Regions from separate parts of the Mus musculus genome. Here region 2 is linked to region 1. A link is a loop called in an ENCODE intact Hi-C map of the cell type or tissue named here. Cell type or tissue: heart. All regions are shown on one strand.

Region 1 (8,000 bases):
GAATCCTTTAATGGGTAGAGTTCAGATTCTCAAGACAAAAAACGTGGTGGTGGTGGTTGCACAACTGTGTTGGTAGCCTTCGAACCACTGAACTATACTGCTGACTGAGAGGCTGCGCTCAAGACAACTATTGAGTAGCTTCCTTCTCCTTTCAAGCCTTGGTTTCATTGTCTGTGACTTGGAGTGAGGAACAACACAATAGCCTCAGAGCTTGGCAACCCAGACTCATCAGCAGTGTGAACACACTTATAGTACAATTCCAGTCAACATCAGCTCTCACACTTGCCTGCTCCACAAAACCTGTCATCCACTTACAAGCTATGGCTCTGACTTTGAACTTTGTGCTCTCATTTACTGGGATTCACATCTAGGAAACAGTGAATAGCCAGTGGAAATGGCTCTCACCAGGGAGCCCAGGGTGGTCTCACCTACCTGTCAGCGTGGCACCAAGTCTCAAGCTTAGGTCTAGCCTGGAACTCACAAAAGCATCAACCCTCGGGGTAGCTCCCTATGTAGTGTCTCTATCCTGATATCCCAGAAACATGTTACCCCCCCCCCAACTCCTAGGTCATTCTGTCCTTTTCCAATCCCTAAGTCACATTCTGTCTCTTAGCCCAAAGCTAAGTAGTGAGGAGCCCCTGCTGAATCTTCACAAGTATGGCTTCTCATTCCTTCTTCTCTAGACTTTTCCTATGCCTTCTGTGTAGCACAGGGCCTCACCATCTATTTCTTTTTTTCTTTAGGTATTTATTTCATTTACATTTTCAATGTTATCCCAAAAGTCCCCCACACGCCCCCCCCCCCACCCACTCCCACTTCTTGGCCCTGGCGTTCCCCTGTACTGAGGCAGATAAAGTTTGCACGACCAATGGGCCTCTCTTTCCACTGATGGCCGACTAGGCCATCTTCTGCTACATATGCAGCTAGAGACACGAACTCTGGGGGGTACTGGGTAGTTCATATTGTTGTTCCTCCTATAGGGTTGCAGATCCCTTTAGCTCCTTGGTTACTTTCTCTAGCTCCCATTGTATTTCTCTCTTCTATACTCCACATATTCTACCCTGTTCAAAGGTCGGAACAATAAAATATGAACCTGTTGCATCTCGGGCTAATGGCCTATAGCTCCCCACTGTATCCAGAAAAGAACAGACTCAGCAGCAGTGTGAGCACACTTATAGTACAATTCCACCCAACATTCCTTTTTACAAAGCTATGGCTCATTGCTTCTGACTCTGACGTTGAACTTTGTGCTCCCATTTACTGGGATGATTTTCTAGAGAAACCTAACCTCTAGTGACCTCTGCTTTACTGATCCTGCCCCTTCTCTGTGGTCTCTTTACTGGGGCCATGAGCTTATTCTGGGATCCCCACTATAAATTTGCTCAATCCTAAATCCTCATGGCTGAGCTCTAGATATTTTCACTGTGAGTGCCCACCAGGTGCACACACAAATAGATCGCTTGCACTTGATACATGGGACTCTGGGTTTCTGTCTCTCTGTCCCGAAACGTGTAACTCAGCTATAAGATTTTCCTACGTGGATATCAATTGTTTCTGCTGACTAGGAGTTTGTCAGTGGGTCTCTGCTATAGAGAGTTGTTCCCACACAAAGTCTGAAAGGGTTTGGATGAGTACAGATCAAACCCCAGCCAGCAACATCTCTTTTTCCATTCCGTTCTTCCTCTGACGTTCATACTGATCGAGTGAGCCTAGGCAGAGAAAAGCCTGATGGCACATTACCTGTGGGTCCGGATGTCGGCTTACGATGATGGGAACTGGGCCAGGGTCACAGTGGCTCAGGATTGTGTAGACTTCATTGAGAGTCAGGCAGTGCACTGGAGAATCATTGATTTCCACAATCTCATCACCACACCTGCAAAAGCACCCACAGGAGCCTAAAACACACTAACAACTATGACAGAAAGAGGGTCACCTTTCAGGAACCCACTCCTTGTGTGTCAATGCAGCAATGCACTCCTGTCACTGTGGACCATCTGGGCCAGTGATTCATGCACAGAGCAGTCAACACAAACTCTGTTCACCTGTCACTCTCCCTTCCTTCTTCCCTTGACCTGCTCAACATTGAAGTCATGCTTTACCCTCTCTAGCTGACCAGCCATAACATAATTCACCACATCCTGGCCCTTGATGTCCCCAGAAGTAGAGTGTCTTGGAGGAGGAAGGACTGGGCAGCATGTGCTAAAGGTAAAGAAATCACTGAGGAAGGATGCAGCAGAGGTCCTTGCAAAGAGAAGCAAGAACATCCGCCAAGGAAACTTATTTTAGTTCCAAGATGGGTGTTGCTTGTACTAGCAACTGCTGTGCTGTGGATTAGAATGGTACCTTCCAAAGGCCTTTGCACCAAAGGCTTAATCCTCCATTGGGTGCTATTGAGAGGTGGTGAAACTGAGGAGCTAGGGCCCAACGTAAGCCCTCTGGTTACTGGAGGGGGGGTGCCTTTGCAGGGACCACTGTGGCTCTGCTCTCTCCTCTTTGTCAGCATTCTAGACAGAGGTGAACACTTTGTTCTGGCTCCTCTCCCTGCCCTAATGTGTTTCCTCATCACAGACCCACATGCCGTCGGACTGGTCAGACACATATGGATTTTCCAGAACTGTGAGCCAGAATAAACCTCGCTTCTTATAAGTCGATTGCCTCAGATAATCGCTACAGTGACAGAATGCTGGTTAACACAACCACTGAAACAGAAAACAAAGATACAAAGGACAGGATTGTATCGTGTTGTTGATATAAACTGTCCCGTCTCGTCTTATGGCAACTTTGTACAAGCTAAAATCATCTGCAAGGAGGGAATCTCAACTGAGAAAATGCCTCCAGAATATCAAGTTATAGGCAAACCTAAAGAGCATTTTCTTAGTTAGTTATTGATGGGGGAAGACCCAGCTCATTGTGGTGGTGCCACTCCTGGGTTCTATAGGAAATCAGGCTGAGCAGGCCTCTATGCAGCACTCCTCCACCGCCTTTGCATCAGCTCCTGCCTCCAGTTTCCTGCCTTGCTTGAGTTCCTGGTCTGACTTCCTTCAATGATGAACAGTGATATGGAAGCATAAGTAAAATAAACCCTCTCTTCAAGGTACTTCTCGTCATGGTGTTTCATCATAGCAATAGTAACCCTAAGACATGGCCCAATTCCTTCCACCCTTGCAGATGGAGAAACTGGGGCATCAATGGTGAAATGACTTTTCTATTGCAACCTATACTGGGGAGGGACACTTTTCTGTAAAGAGCCAAGAGTAAATGTTTGTTTTCCAAGACATGATGTCTGTGTCACAAATGTTCAACTCTGTCACTGTAGGTGACAGCTGCAACCTTGGACAGCAAACAAGAACAGTGCATGGCTGTGTTCAAACAAAACGTTAGTGTAAACGAAGGTAGCAGGTAGTCGTTTTCAAGTGATCAGCTGGGTCAGAATGAGAACTTGAGTCTCCTGACTCTGCACCCCCTGCTTCCTTCTGTGTTTCTGCAGAGCTGACCCCCTTATCTTGCCAAGATGATTCACATTCTCTGGATGTGGATTTTTAATTAATTTTTTGAATTTTGAATAATTGAAGACTCCAGCCATGTAACACAGAAGAGTCCCTACCCCATGGTGGGCCTCTGATGGGGGCAAAAGAGATAAAATAAACACCCCAACTCTGAGTTGGGTCCACCAATTCTGCAACAAGATGCCCTGACTCTAGAGCTAGGTCACCTAGCCCTGCTCCTGGGCCCCTATCTCTGCAGGAATGTCCCCAGCACAGTAGCAGTGCTTCTCCTGCAGATGGCAGCACAGATCTATTCCTAGCTCCGCATCTCTATCCTGACTCTCACACTAGGAAAAAAAAAAACTGAAAATCAGGACAAAACCTTCCTGCTTAGCAAAAGTGTGTCCTAGCAACAGATGCATTTATACCACTGGCAGATGTTAGAATAGCTGCAAAAGTATTGTAACAGGTTAAACTAAGATAAATGATTTCTACCTAATCAGATCACTTACTGATTGCAGGAGTTCTTTGTAGAGGTGTGACTGCAGTATCTAAAATCATTTTGCTTCTCTCAGCAAGGACATGCATGGACATGGCTGGTTGGCTTAAAACACCTCTGTCTGCATGTAGAGCTCACAGGTAAACCTGAGAGATGCCCATCTGTGACACCATGGATTCTGTGTGTTGAATCTGAGTTAAAATATGCTTCCTTTCTATTTGCCCTTGCAGCCCGGCATTCTCAGAAGCCGTGTTTCTTTAACTGTTACATGCACACAGACTTCTTAGGAATCAGTAACACTGGGCATAGCAGCTCTGGTGTAGGGCTGCGAAGACCGCAATCCTGCTGTTGAGGTTTGATCTGTTGCTGTGCATTGCAATGCTAAATACTGGCCCCTGAGATCTGTTTGCCCCCAATGAGTGGATCATCAGGGATGAAGAGATCCCTATGTATACCAAGTGATGCTATGTCATCTTGACCCCAAAATTATCCCTGATTGGTCAATAAAGATGCCTATGGCTTGAGCAGGAGAAAGGTAGGCAGAGTTTGGGTTCCCAGGCTTTGGGTCTGAGGCAGAGACCACAAGGTAAAGAGAAGAAGAAGGAAGAGAGTATCATGTGGTGGGTGGATTGTGAGAACATGGCCAGCCAGTTGAAAGAGCAACCCAGGTAGAACAGGCCAAATGATATCTCAGGGTTATTGACAGGGAAATAGATCAAGTAGCTTAGAGCCCAGCTCTAGTACTTTTAAGGCTTATTATAAATATAAAGCTTTTGTGTCTTTCGTTTGGGAACAAAACAATCTAAGGTGGGATTTAAAAACACCCAAATTGTATTTACCACACCAGGTGACTGACATGGCAGCTGTTGATGTGTAACAGAATCAAGACTGAATATTTCACCATTTCTGCTGAGGTCAACTCAAGATACTCCATGCTGTAAGACAAGGGTCTATTCAGAAATGAGGACTCACCTCAGCCGTCCATCAAGATGTGCCACGGATCCTGGTGACAGTGTGTGAACGAAGATGCCTGAGATGCACTGGAAGTAGGGGATGCTGCACAGGCCGATCCCCAGGCCAACACCTGCCTCTGGAATGCAAAATGGAGGAAGAGTGGAAGATGTGAGCCTTTCTGGGGTGGGGACTAGCCTATTAGGTGTCTCTGACCCCTGACATCCTGGGCTTGTCAAGTGTCTTGGACACAACATTCATTCCAGCCCTGTGTGTGGCGTGTCACTGTGCACAGGGGCCACTTGGGGACCAAATGATGCCCAAAGCAGACAATGAGAAGGGGGTGTAGTAAGGTCAAATGGAGAAACACTAGGAAATGAGAGAGGGAAGACACCAGGCAAGAGCTAGAGGAAGTGGGAAGAGGGGAGGAGACAGTGATCTATGCAGGAAATGAATGGGACCGTGTTAGAAGGTGGCAGCACAGCCCTTCATGCCTCAGGGACTACATTTAGTCTAAACCATGGATGACAATAAAGAGCCAGGATGAGGAGACAGGGCAGACAATTGACTAGCGGAAACAGCCCAGGCATAGGCTGGGCTGGGAGGAATACATCATGTTGCTATAGGTCCTGAAAGGCCATTGTGGGCAGAACATGGATAGACATGCAGAGAGGTGATGGACCCAAGAGCATGGATCCCAGGCAACCAGGAATGCGGGATGCAGAGAGAGATGAGGTGGCATAGGGCAGGGATCAAGGGCTGGACTCAAAAGGCTTTGTATGCACAGGTATACAAAAACAAACTCTTTGACTGAGAAGAAATGCCATGGGACAGTCAGGAATGAGGAAGTGGTATACCTTAACTTCCATCTTTAGTAATATATCTGGCTTTACAAGGAGAGATAACTATGGATGGTTAAGAATGGAAGTGCAAGGATCACTGGAAAGGTCCAGAGGGGTAAAGAGGGCAGCAAAGCAGAAACAGGAGTGCACAGAATATACTCCAAAGGGGTGGAATATAAGCATAGCATGATAAAATTTCTCCAAGGCAGTCTTGAATTGAGGGATTGGTGGGCGACAGGCTGCTTTCAAACAAGGAAATCTGGAAAGGACCAGACCTATGAAGTCTTGCCCTACAGGCACTCATGCCGTCCATGAGGTAACTGGGAAGATGTGAGAAGAAGATGGTTGCACAGGGCACATGGGTCCTAGACAAACAGAATGCAGGTGATGTTAGGGGTATGGGGACCTCCAGAATGGCAGAGGAGACAGATGGTTGGCTAGATTGGAAAGGCCTTGGAAACAAAAACATGGCAGCTAGGAAGGACCAAATGGAAGGTCCATGGAGTAGTAAGGAGAAAGAGCCTCCTTCAGGTTTTCCTTAGGCATACATAGCTTAGAAAAAGTGGTTTCACCTTTTGATGTTTGTTCTCCCAACAGCACCAAGAGGGATGGCTGTTGTGGGTTATTGTTATCAAGGTTAAAAAATATATGGGCTGTGACATGCACTGTGAACAGAGATCAAAGTCGATCCTGATACCCAGGTCTCCTAACCAGGGCAAGAGCTCTTTGGCTTAATAGGCCTGTGGGTCCCTGAAGCTCACACCAAGCAAGACTGAAACAATCTGCGGGGACAGAGGCTATGATGTGGCTGCTTAAAGCATCTCAGCACTGGTTCTAGTGCAGGCCATCAGGAGAAGCAGCAGACTAACGCCATGACTCACCCACATACCATGCCATGCCTGCTCCCTGAACTTCACCACAGGAGCCCTATGGGCAGTGTACAAAGACAGATCTATGGCTACCGAGATTTTGTGCCAGAGATGCGTGAAGGCTTAGCAAGCTTGTGGTCCAGCAGAGGCACTGAGACATGCATCCGGCAAGGGGCCCATTGCCTGCTTCTGGCCCCCATTCCTACACACATTTGCTCCTCATTTATCCCTTTCTCTGGTTTCCCAGCCTCTTCGTTGAAACCCTTTCCTTCCTCTCCATCTTTCAACCCCACCTCCTTCCACTTGCACCAGCTACTCCAGTCTTCCCTCTGTCCCCAGAATGCTTGCTTATCACTGTAGGTGGAGACAAGCTCTGCATCTAACACTGTCCCTTGTCCTTCCAATCTCAGCTCAGCTTCACTATGGCAGAGCAGGCCTCTAAAGCCTTCTAGAATTATCATCTGGGCAGAGGGGATGGCTGTGGAACTCTGAATGTCGTCTAGATTAAAAAAACAAAAACAAAAAACAAAACAAAAAAACAAAAAAAAACAAAACCTTGGTCATCTTGCAGAAGAAAGAAAATAGGCCCACAGAGGGCCAGTGAGCTGCTCAAGGTCTCAGCAAGATATTAACTGCAGAGTCTAGGGCCTGGTCCATTATGGTATGGTGTGTGTGTGTGTGTGTGTGTGTGTGTGTGTGTGTGTAGTAAGTTCTCTGTTATATGCTTGCTAACCATCTCATCAAAAGATATTGTCTGGGTTCAGATGGCACAGATAAGCTTCCAGGAGCAGGATGAGGAGCCAGCGAGATAGTGCTCAGCTGCAAAGATAACTGTCCCTAAGCTTGATAATCTGAGTTCAATCATTAGGACCCACATGGTGGAAAGAGAGAATTAACTCCGACAAGTTGTTCTCTGTGGGGGATATGCACATGCATGTACACAGGTACACACTAAATAAAGGGGTGGAAGGAGAGGAAGAGGAGGGAAGGAAGGAGGGAAAGAAGAAAGGAAGGAAGGAAGGAAGGGACCTGATTTAAACCCAACTGGATAAGGCTTATGCCTTATTATTATATTATTATCTGCTAGCAAACCTCATTCTGTGATGTTTCCATATGATAGAGGCCTGGGTAGCTCTGACAGAGACTGGCAGACACTGGCATAGTCTTGGACAGGGGCAGGAAAAGGGACAATATTTGAAATGTAAATAAAGAAAATATTCAATTAAAAAAAAACTTGGCACCTTACTCCTACCTTTCTTCAGAGACACCTCCACCATGATTCTGTAGTTGGGTTTGGCAGTGCTAGCAGGAGACGCTGGACTTTCCAAGGAGAAGGGGCTGCTGTCCTGGGCAC
Region 2 (8,000 bases), 130 kb after region 1:
GCAAAGGAGAACGAATTAGGTTGGCAAGTAAATTGAAGGTAGGAAATAAGTAGGATTCTTAATCACAGAGCTTCTCAGAGTCTTGGGTGCAAGACATGTCCTGGAAATCTATGGCCAAGCTAAAAAGCATGCAACCGAGCCCACATTCACTTCAACATGAAATCTGTTTCTCAGGATCATCTTGTAAACTCAGTAGTTTAAGAAGCACTGACTAGGGCTGGAGAGATGGCTCGGTGTTTAAGAGCACTGACTGTTCTTCTAGAAGTCCTGAGTTCAATTCCAAGAAATTGCATGGTGGCTCACAACTGTCTATAATGGGATCGGATGCCCTCTTCTGGTGTGTCTGAAGACAGCGACAGTGCACTCACACACACACATAAATAATTGTGAAGAGGAAGGAGGAGCACTGACTATACTTGAGATATAGTTTTGGGGTTTTTGGGTGTTTTTGGTTTTGTTTTGTTTTTTGTTGAGTAGCCCAGGCTAGCTTCATGGAAAAGAGAAGGATGACCTTGAACTTCTGATCCATCTGCCTTTACCTCAAGAGTGCTGGGATTCCAGGCATACGCCATCACCACATGAGGGGCACAATGCTGGGGACTGGATACAGGATTTAGTGTGTGCTAGGAAGTGCTCCACCAATTGAGCTAAATCCCCAACCCACAGATTTTCTTTTGAGACTTTCAGCTCTTTGGGAAGCCCCAAACTGGAGCTTAGAAATCTTCCTGCATCTAATTCCTAAGTCCTGGGACGGCAGATGGATCCGGGTCTCACTCAGCCCATTGCCTTGAAACAATTTCAAAGAAAGAACACTGCTTTTTGCCAGACCAACACCACCATGAACACTGTTGTACTGCAACCCATTAGGCTAACCTGGGTCACCACAGTGCTGTGCAGGACCAGCTCCCAGGCACAGTGCCTACAGGTGTGCATGGAACATACGGTCAGCACCAGCTACTCCATCACATCCAAGGTGAAAGATGCAGTGCACGAGAGTGATGTGCCCACCTTGCTGGAGTCAGAACGGAGGCTAGAACTTGGGCTGGATCCGAGGTACCCATTCACTTGGCCCATGGGATGGACCACAACTGTTAAATAATAAGGAGTTTGAATTGTAGTTGTAGTGAGACAGAGTTCTTCATCTCTCGGAAGACAGGAAGCAGAGATGGGAAGGGACCCAGACAAGGCCTATCTTCCCTTGGGACATCTCTAGTAACCTGCATCCTCTGACTAGGCTCATCTAACTTCTACCTTCCAAAATAACACTACAACCCAGGAGCTGAGCTTAATAGGGGCCAGTTTACATTCAAACTATAATGCAAACGGTTTTGAAGCTCAAAGAACATGGTGATAGAAAAAGAATAAGATTTGAATACAAAGAAGCAGGAATAACAAAAAAAGGGGAAAAAAAAAGAAAAAATAGAATTTCTTTCAGGCAGAGAAGCAGAGTAAAGGCAGGCTCAGAAGAAAAGAGAGGCCAGAAATCCTTGCAGGGTGAAATAAGTAAAATTAAAGGGAGCAGACAGGTAAAGGTAAAAGGCCTCTGCCATCAAGGCCTATGGCTCCTCTTCTACAGGCAGTAGGAACTTTCTCAAAAAAAGCTGATGCAGGATAGATTCCAGCTGTGGAAATCTGCTGTGGCTCTGGGCTGTTGGTAGATTTAAGGCAGACATGTCAGGAAAGCTGTTAGGAGACACCAGGAAGAAGGAACGCCATGTTCATGGAGCACTAGTAGTAAGGACAGAGCAGTAGACGTGAATGAGAAAAGAATCAAGTTAACATCTGGAGATTGTGGGAAGCTGTGTATTTAGCTGAGACTCATGGTATATGGTATCCTGTGCTTTACCCTGGGCAAACAGGTAAATAAGAGACTCCTGCTCTCTGTCTTTGTAGATAGTAAGAAGGAGGAGGCCCTTCTGCACAGTGATGGCAGGCTAGGGGTAGGGGATGGGCACAGGGAAAGCATTTCTAAATGGAAGTTGACTTCCTACTCAAGAGTCCTTTGATACAGAAGGCAAGGTACCAAAAATGGTCCTACTCTAACCAAATGACATCATTTTCTTTCATGCTGCACCCAACCAGGGCATCTATTCCCACCCTAAACAAAAGAACATGTGATGCTGACATAGCAGAAAAGTCTTCCAAGTTTTTATGTCGCCATCTGGTTTTCCCTCCTGTTTTCATTAGACTCCTACAGGAGAGAACACCACATGAATACCATATATCTCCCCTGAGCCAGACATGACTCTCCCAGAGCCTAGATCCACCCCCAGGAATAGCTACATTCCCTTGGATTCTTTCATCTCAAACCTGGCCTTCTAGCACTCAGTCTTGGGTGCCCTCTTCAATGCGATCATCTCATGTCCCACTCGCTTCTCCACACTCTGACGTCTTGACCTCAGATGAACCATATTGCTGCCCATCTCCTTACCTTCCTCACTACCAGCAAAAGAGGGTGGGCCCTGTGAAGAGGAAGCCTGTTGTTTTCCACAACACCCTGGTGGCTTTGGAAATCCAAGGGCAGGTTCAGCTTTGGAAGCAGGGACTAAAAGAAGACAAATGTCTTTGCCTAGGAGAACAGGACAAAAACATGTTTCCCACTTAGAAGGGAGGTTGACTCTGCGGAAAGAGCTGATCCCCAGAGCAGGGGATCTGAGAGGCCAGAAGCCTGCTGGAGACTCACCGACGTCCTTGAGAGGACTCTGGCTTTTAGCCAGCATGAAGGTGGAGCTTCAGGCCTGTCTTCTGGGATCAGAGAGGCCCCAGAGCTACAGAGGAACAGTGTCTTCTAAATCATTGAAAATGTATTTCAAACTTCTTTTTCCCCCTATTCAAGCAGAGGCGAGGCAAACCTGAATTGCATACAAGAAATAGATATATTATAATTAGGCGGTGGTGTTATGGTTTGCCTCAAATGAGTTGAGATAGAAACTTCAATCTTATCACAGTGAAGAGTCATCAGGGCCTGCAGCACAGTATAGATACATGGGCCAATCTGAGCCTCTGGAGCCATGCTGTAGAACTGGGCAACGGAAAGCCACATGCTTCTCCCGATGAGCAACGGAGGCTAGGGTGACTCGCATGCAGCTCAGAGTTTGCTCCCTCAGCGAACCCCAGTTTCACAGAAATGCCTCTGTCTCCCACCAACCCACTCATCCCACCTCCCTGGTCAAGAAACCTAGTCTTTATTGCTTCACAAAAATATAAGTATTTCATACATAGATGGTCACATTCACTATGTAGTAAAGATAAGCTGTTGATTCCATTCTCTCTCCTCCTCCTCCACCACCACCATCATCACCATCACTATTATTTAGATACAGAATTTCTAAGTGTTGGGCATACAGGGCCTTCGTTCGTGTGTTTACAGAGCTGTGAGGTGCTTACAGAGCTCTAGGGTAGTAGCTGAACAAGGGTATCAGAGACTCAGTTCCCCAGACAGCGTGCTTTTCCTCTTCCCTTAGTCTAGTAGGAAAAGCTAGGGTTTGCTTTACTTCACTGACAAATACAGAGAAGTTCTGGGAAGTGCCCAAGGCATCCTAAGAGCCAGAACTGAAACTCAAGAGTGAAGGGGGGGGGGGGAGAGAAAACAGGAAAATGTGGCTTTCTATTTTCATAGCAATCACAGACCTCAGGCACATTAGTGTGTAGTTTTCAGTCTGGTATTGTTACTACTCTAGTTTTGTGTCTTAAATCCCTGACTCTGAGTCAGGTGTCCTTGACTCAAGGGGCAGAACTTACCTGCACTGTGACGTTGAGTAAAGTCACAAACTCTGGTTCTGTTGCCTCATGTGTAAAGTAAGATATGTGAAAACCTGTGTCTTGTGGTTGTTGGGATCTGTGTGTCAGGAGGTGTGTGAAACACCTTGGCACAGCAGCTGCTTCTGCTTGTTGTTATGAAGACACTGCGTCTGGGCAAGCACAGGTGCCAGGGTTCTCCTCACAGCTACCTGGCACCTCACGCCGCAGATGCTTGCAGCTTCTAGATGTCTGTGTTGGACGCTCCTTGGTGTAGTCTCAACCAAAAGTCAGCTAAGCGGAACCAGGTCTTTCCTGAGTCTTCAGAAATAGATTTGATTTCATAATTGGACAATTCTGCCCTCTTGTGACAAATCATAGATATAGCGTGTTATCCCTAAACAAAACTCCAGGGCAGGACTGAGGAAAGCTTCAGGACTGCTTGCCGGGTCCCACTTGGAGAGGGCTCATAAGGCCCCACTTCTCCTTAAGGCTCTATAGGCATTTGGTAGTTGTTAGGGAAATGGGATTCAATAGGCCTATCCTCTCCCAAAAGATCTATAAGAAGAAGTGGTTGCTGGGAGAATGGAGAGGCACCCATGCTCCTGTATATAAACCCATATGCATGTCCCTGTGAGGAATCCCAGTGGAAATCATTGGGTCACTCCATCCCCAGAAGAGGACATGAGAGTATAAAGGGGACTAGTTGAGAAGGGGAAGGGGATCGGTGAGATGGGGGAAAGAGGACAAGGGAAGATAACAGAAGAGGAATATGATCACATACTATACATGCATGAATGGAAATGTCATCGTGAAACCATTATGTTTAATGCATAATTAATTTATGCTTATTTTTAAAGAAAAGGAGACTCCAGTTTACAAGTGTGTCTCTATTTCCAAATGGTGTGTCTGAAACTAATGGTCCCTCGCCCTGAAGAACACTGAGATGGAAGCCAGCTGCATATCAGAGATGTTGATAGGTTATTTGCCTAGCATACATGGATCCCTGAGTATAATCCCCAGCACCACAGAAAACTGGGTTGGTAGTTCATGCTTGTAATCCCAGAACAAGAAGGATAGAGGCAAGGAGATGCAGAAGCCAAAGTCTTCGTTGCCTATTCAGTGAGTTATTTAGTGTAGTCAATACCTAGTCTCAAAACACACACGCGCGCGCGCACACACACACTCGCGCACATGCACATGTACACGCACACACATTTATAAAATGACTGTTTAATTGTCTCAGGTTCCTCTCCTGTAAATAATATTTCATTGCATGCTCTAAGAGAAGCCAAGTCTGAGAGGTCACTATCAACCTCACTGTTTCTTCTCTTAGAATTTATCTCTTCAATACCCTTCCTCCTGTAACTTATTCTCAGGCATCAAAACCATCTTCAAAGTCCAGTACCCTCCACATCTCTAGACTGGATTCAGCTAGTTGGCCTCATTGCCTGGTGCTTTGTATTTTTTCTGGGGGAAAAAAAAAATCCCCGTTCAGGGCAATGTTTTCTCCGCAGGGATCAGGGCCCTTGTGTGAGCCCCAGTTGCACCTTCTGTCCCATTGACACTATTTGTAGAACTGTGGCTAGTTCACAGCGGGTGATTCAAAGCACATGTTACACCTAGAAATTACTCAGCTTCCTTCTTTGAAGCTTTCTTGGGTCCAACTGCAGTACAGTACGTGCTGTTTTTCCACAACTCCAGTCACTGTTGTTCACTGAAGGTGCATAGCTACCCACCCACCAAACATTGGGGCTGGCTTCAACATGGGCTTGATCTTTTGCCTGTTCTGGCTACCTGAGCCTCAGTAAGCCTTTAAGTACCTGTTCTGAGTCCTGAATGCTGGTGTCAAATGGATCTCAATTTCCCCAGTACCATTGCTTGAGTGACAGGATTCTCTATTACCCTCATATACAAGGCTCAAAATGAGGCTTGGGGGTCATGTGGGTCCCAGATGAATTTCTGTCCTCCAGCCTCTGCAAACCAGCTTCCCCAGTGTGACATTAATCTACACTGTCAACCTGACTGAATTAAGGAATGCATAGGGCATTAGCAAGTGCGTCTCCAATGACATTTTGAAAGAAAAAAAAAAAAACTCAGTGAGAGTAGAATTGTTGAGCATGTGAACAGTGGCATTCTGTGGATGAGGGTCCTGAAGGGAGAAAGTGGGTACCCAACTCCCAACTCATCTGCCTACATGAGGGGTAAGCAGCCTAGTGTTAATAGCAACACAATGGAAAGCCACTCCTGACACCATGCTGGACTGAGCTTCTAACTATGAGCCAGAATAGACTCTTCCCACCTGATGTTGTTTCTTGTTTGGTTACATGTTATATTATTTCATTTCAAACCAGGGGTCTCTTCCCCACCTTTTATCACTTGGTTCCCAGATAAAAAGACATGCAATCTTTATATCCATAATAAACCTTAATTGGCACTAGAGCTGGGGAGATATCTATCTATCCTCCAAGCTATTAGAATCTACTTCTGCATGACAGCCCCAAATTATAACTTGATATATTCCATCTGGGCTGCTCTTAACTCCAATTGGCCAGCCCTCATGGCCATGTTTTTATAACTCACCTACATGGCATCTCTCCTCCCTCTTCTCTCTCTTCCTTCTAGTGGTCTCCTCAGAACCCAAGTCTGGAAACCCAAATCCCGCCTACCTCTCTTCTGCCCAGCTATTGGCTATAGGCATCATTATTCACCAATCAGGCCACTAAAGAGGGTTCCATCTTCATGGTCTTATATAAAGCTTGATTATCTCCCAAAAGCTTTTCCTTCCTCCAAATTCAATTACACAGAGAAAAAGACTTTAACATATGGAGGTGGAGGAGACAGACAGGTCCAGCCCCAAGCAACCTGTTCTGATAGGATACAATGAAAGGAGATGGTCTGGCCAGACTCAGATGCAATAAAGAACCTTTAGTTCCATATGTACATGGTTTATAAGCAGAGGGAACTGACAAAGAAGGCTTTGAAAAGACAGCTTTTGATTTGGTTAATGACCGAGGTTCTTGGACTTCATTTGTAGCATCCATAGCCATCCCTAACTCCAGTTCCTGGGAATCTTCTGGCAGACCCATTAGCCTGGCCTCCTTGGCAAAGTTCATCCTGGCCAGTGAAAAGATCTTATCGAAGAAGAAGAAGAAGAAGAAGAAGAAGGAGGAGGAGGAGGAGGAGGAGGAGGAGGAGGAGGAGGAGGGGGAGGGGGAGGGGGAGGGGGAGGGGGAGGAGGAGGAGGAGGAGGAGGAGGAGAAGAAGAAGGAGAAGAAGAAGAAGAAGAAGAAGAAGAAGAAGAAGAAGAAGAAGAAGAAGAAGAAGAAGAAGAAGAAGAAGAAGAAGAAGAAGAAGAAGAAGAAGAAGAAGAAGAAGAAGAAGAAGTAGTAGAAGTAGTAGTGGTGGTGGATGGTACCTGAGGGCCAACAATCATCTTGTCCTCTGACCTCCACTCATGGACCTGCATATACATATGCATACTCATACCTGTTTGTGTAATTTTTAAAAACACGCTTCTACCTTCTCAGGTGGTCTGCCCGTGCTCTCGGCTTTGCTCTGAGATCAGCAGCCACCAATTCCACTCAGCTCCACCAACAGCCAGTTGGTCATTTTTCCCTCTTTCTTCTCCGGCCCACCTCAGTGCCACAGACAGTTTTATTTTTTTATTATTTTTACTTTTTATTTTATTGTTATTTTAAAACTATCTAGATAACTCAATGACTAGTTGAAGAATTTCCTGCACTAATCTTATTAACTAGCTATCTCCATTCTCCCTGCTCACAGCAGAGGCTACAAATTCTAGGGGCCCCAAGGCCTACATGTCTGCAGCTTCCTCTCTCCAAAGCCTGGTCTGAATTTCTCTATGTCCCAGAAGTCCCACCTTCTTCCCTTCACCTAGCAATTGGCTTCTGCCTCCTTTATTGACACAATCAAGAACCAATTAAGGAATTGACACTTCCCTCTACACATACCCACATGTGCACACATGAACACACACACAGGTACACACACACACACACACAGGTACACACACACATAGAAGATATACTACATGTTTATAGTTTTTACAAAGATTAGATAAAAACTCCACATGTAAAATGTCCCAAGAATCTCCTGAATCTGCCTTGTCAGTTCTGCCCTAAACAAGGAAAATAGTTCCCTTAAATCTATCTTGTGTGGTTTGTGGCTGTAATAGTGGTGTATTTAGTACCAGAAGAACCAGAGTGGCCACGACGCCTGTCCCAGTCCTTTTACTCTCA

Evidence for each region. A loop is a pair of places that touch in the nucleus more often than their neighbours do. Peaks named below come from ENCODE experiments on the same cell type or tissue, not always from the same donor. Only the 100,000 strongest peaks of a DNase experiment are listed, where the experiment ranks them.
Region 2: it touches region 1 in a loop (7-fold over the local background); 15 of 42 quality-filtered maps call a loop at or near these places.

What each region holds. Positions count from the first base shown.
Region 1 is chr7:83,665,136-83,673,135 of GRCm38, forward strand. It overlaps Il16 (interleukin 16), which reads right to left. Exons shown (of 19, transcript NM_001360087.1): 8 at 7,899-8,000; 9 at 4,957-5,074; 10 at 1,741-1,873. Among named protein-coding and RNA genes, the nearest start is that of Stard5, 37 kb to the left of the region's middle. In heart, a CTCF peak has its summit at 3,772 (motif pointing right); a DNase peak (open chromatin) is centred at 3,776.
Region 2 is chr7:83,798,631-83,806,630 of GRCm38, forward strand. No RefSeq gene overlaps it. Among named protein-coding and RNA genes, the nearest start is that of Cfap161, 7.8 kb to the left of the region's middle. In heart, a CTCF peak has its summit at 4,142 (motif pointing left); a DNase peak (open chromatin) is centred at 3,951; H3K27ac peaks cover 946 bases.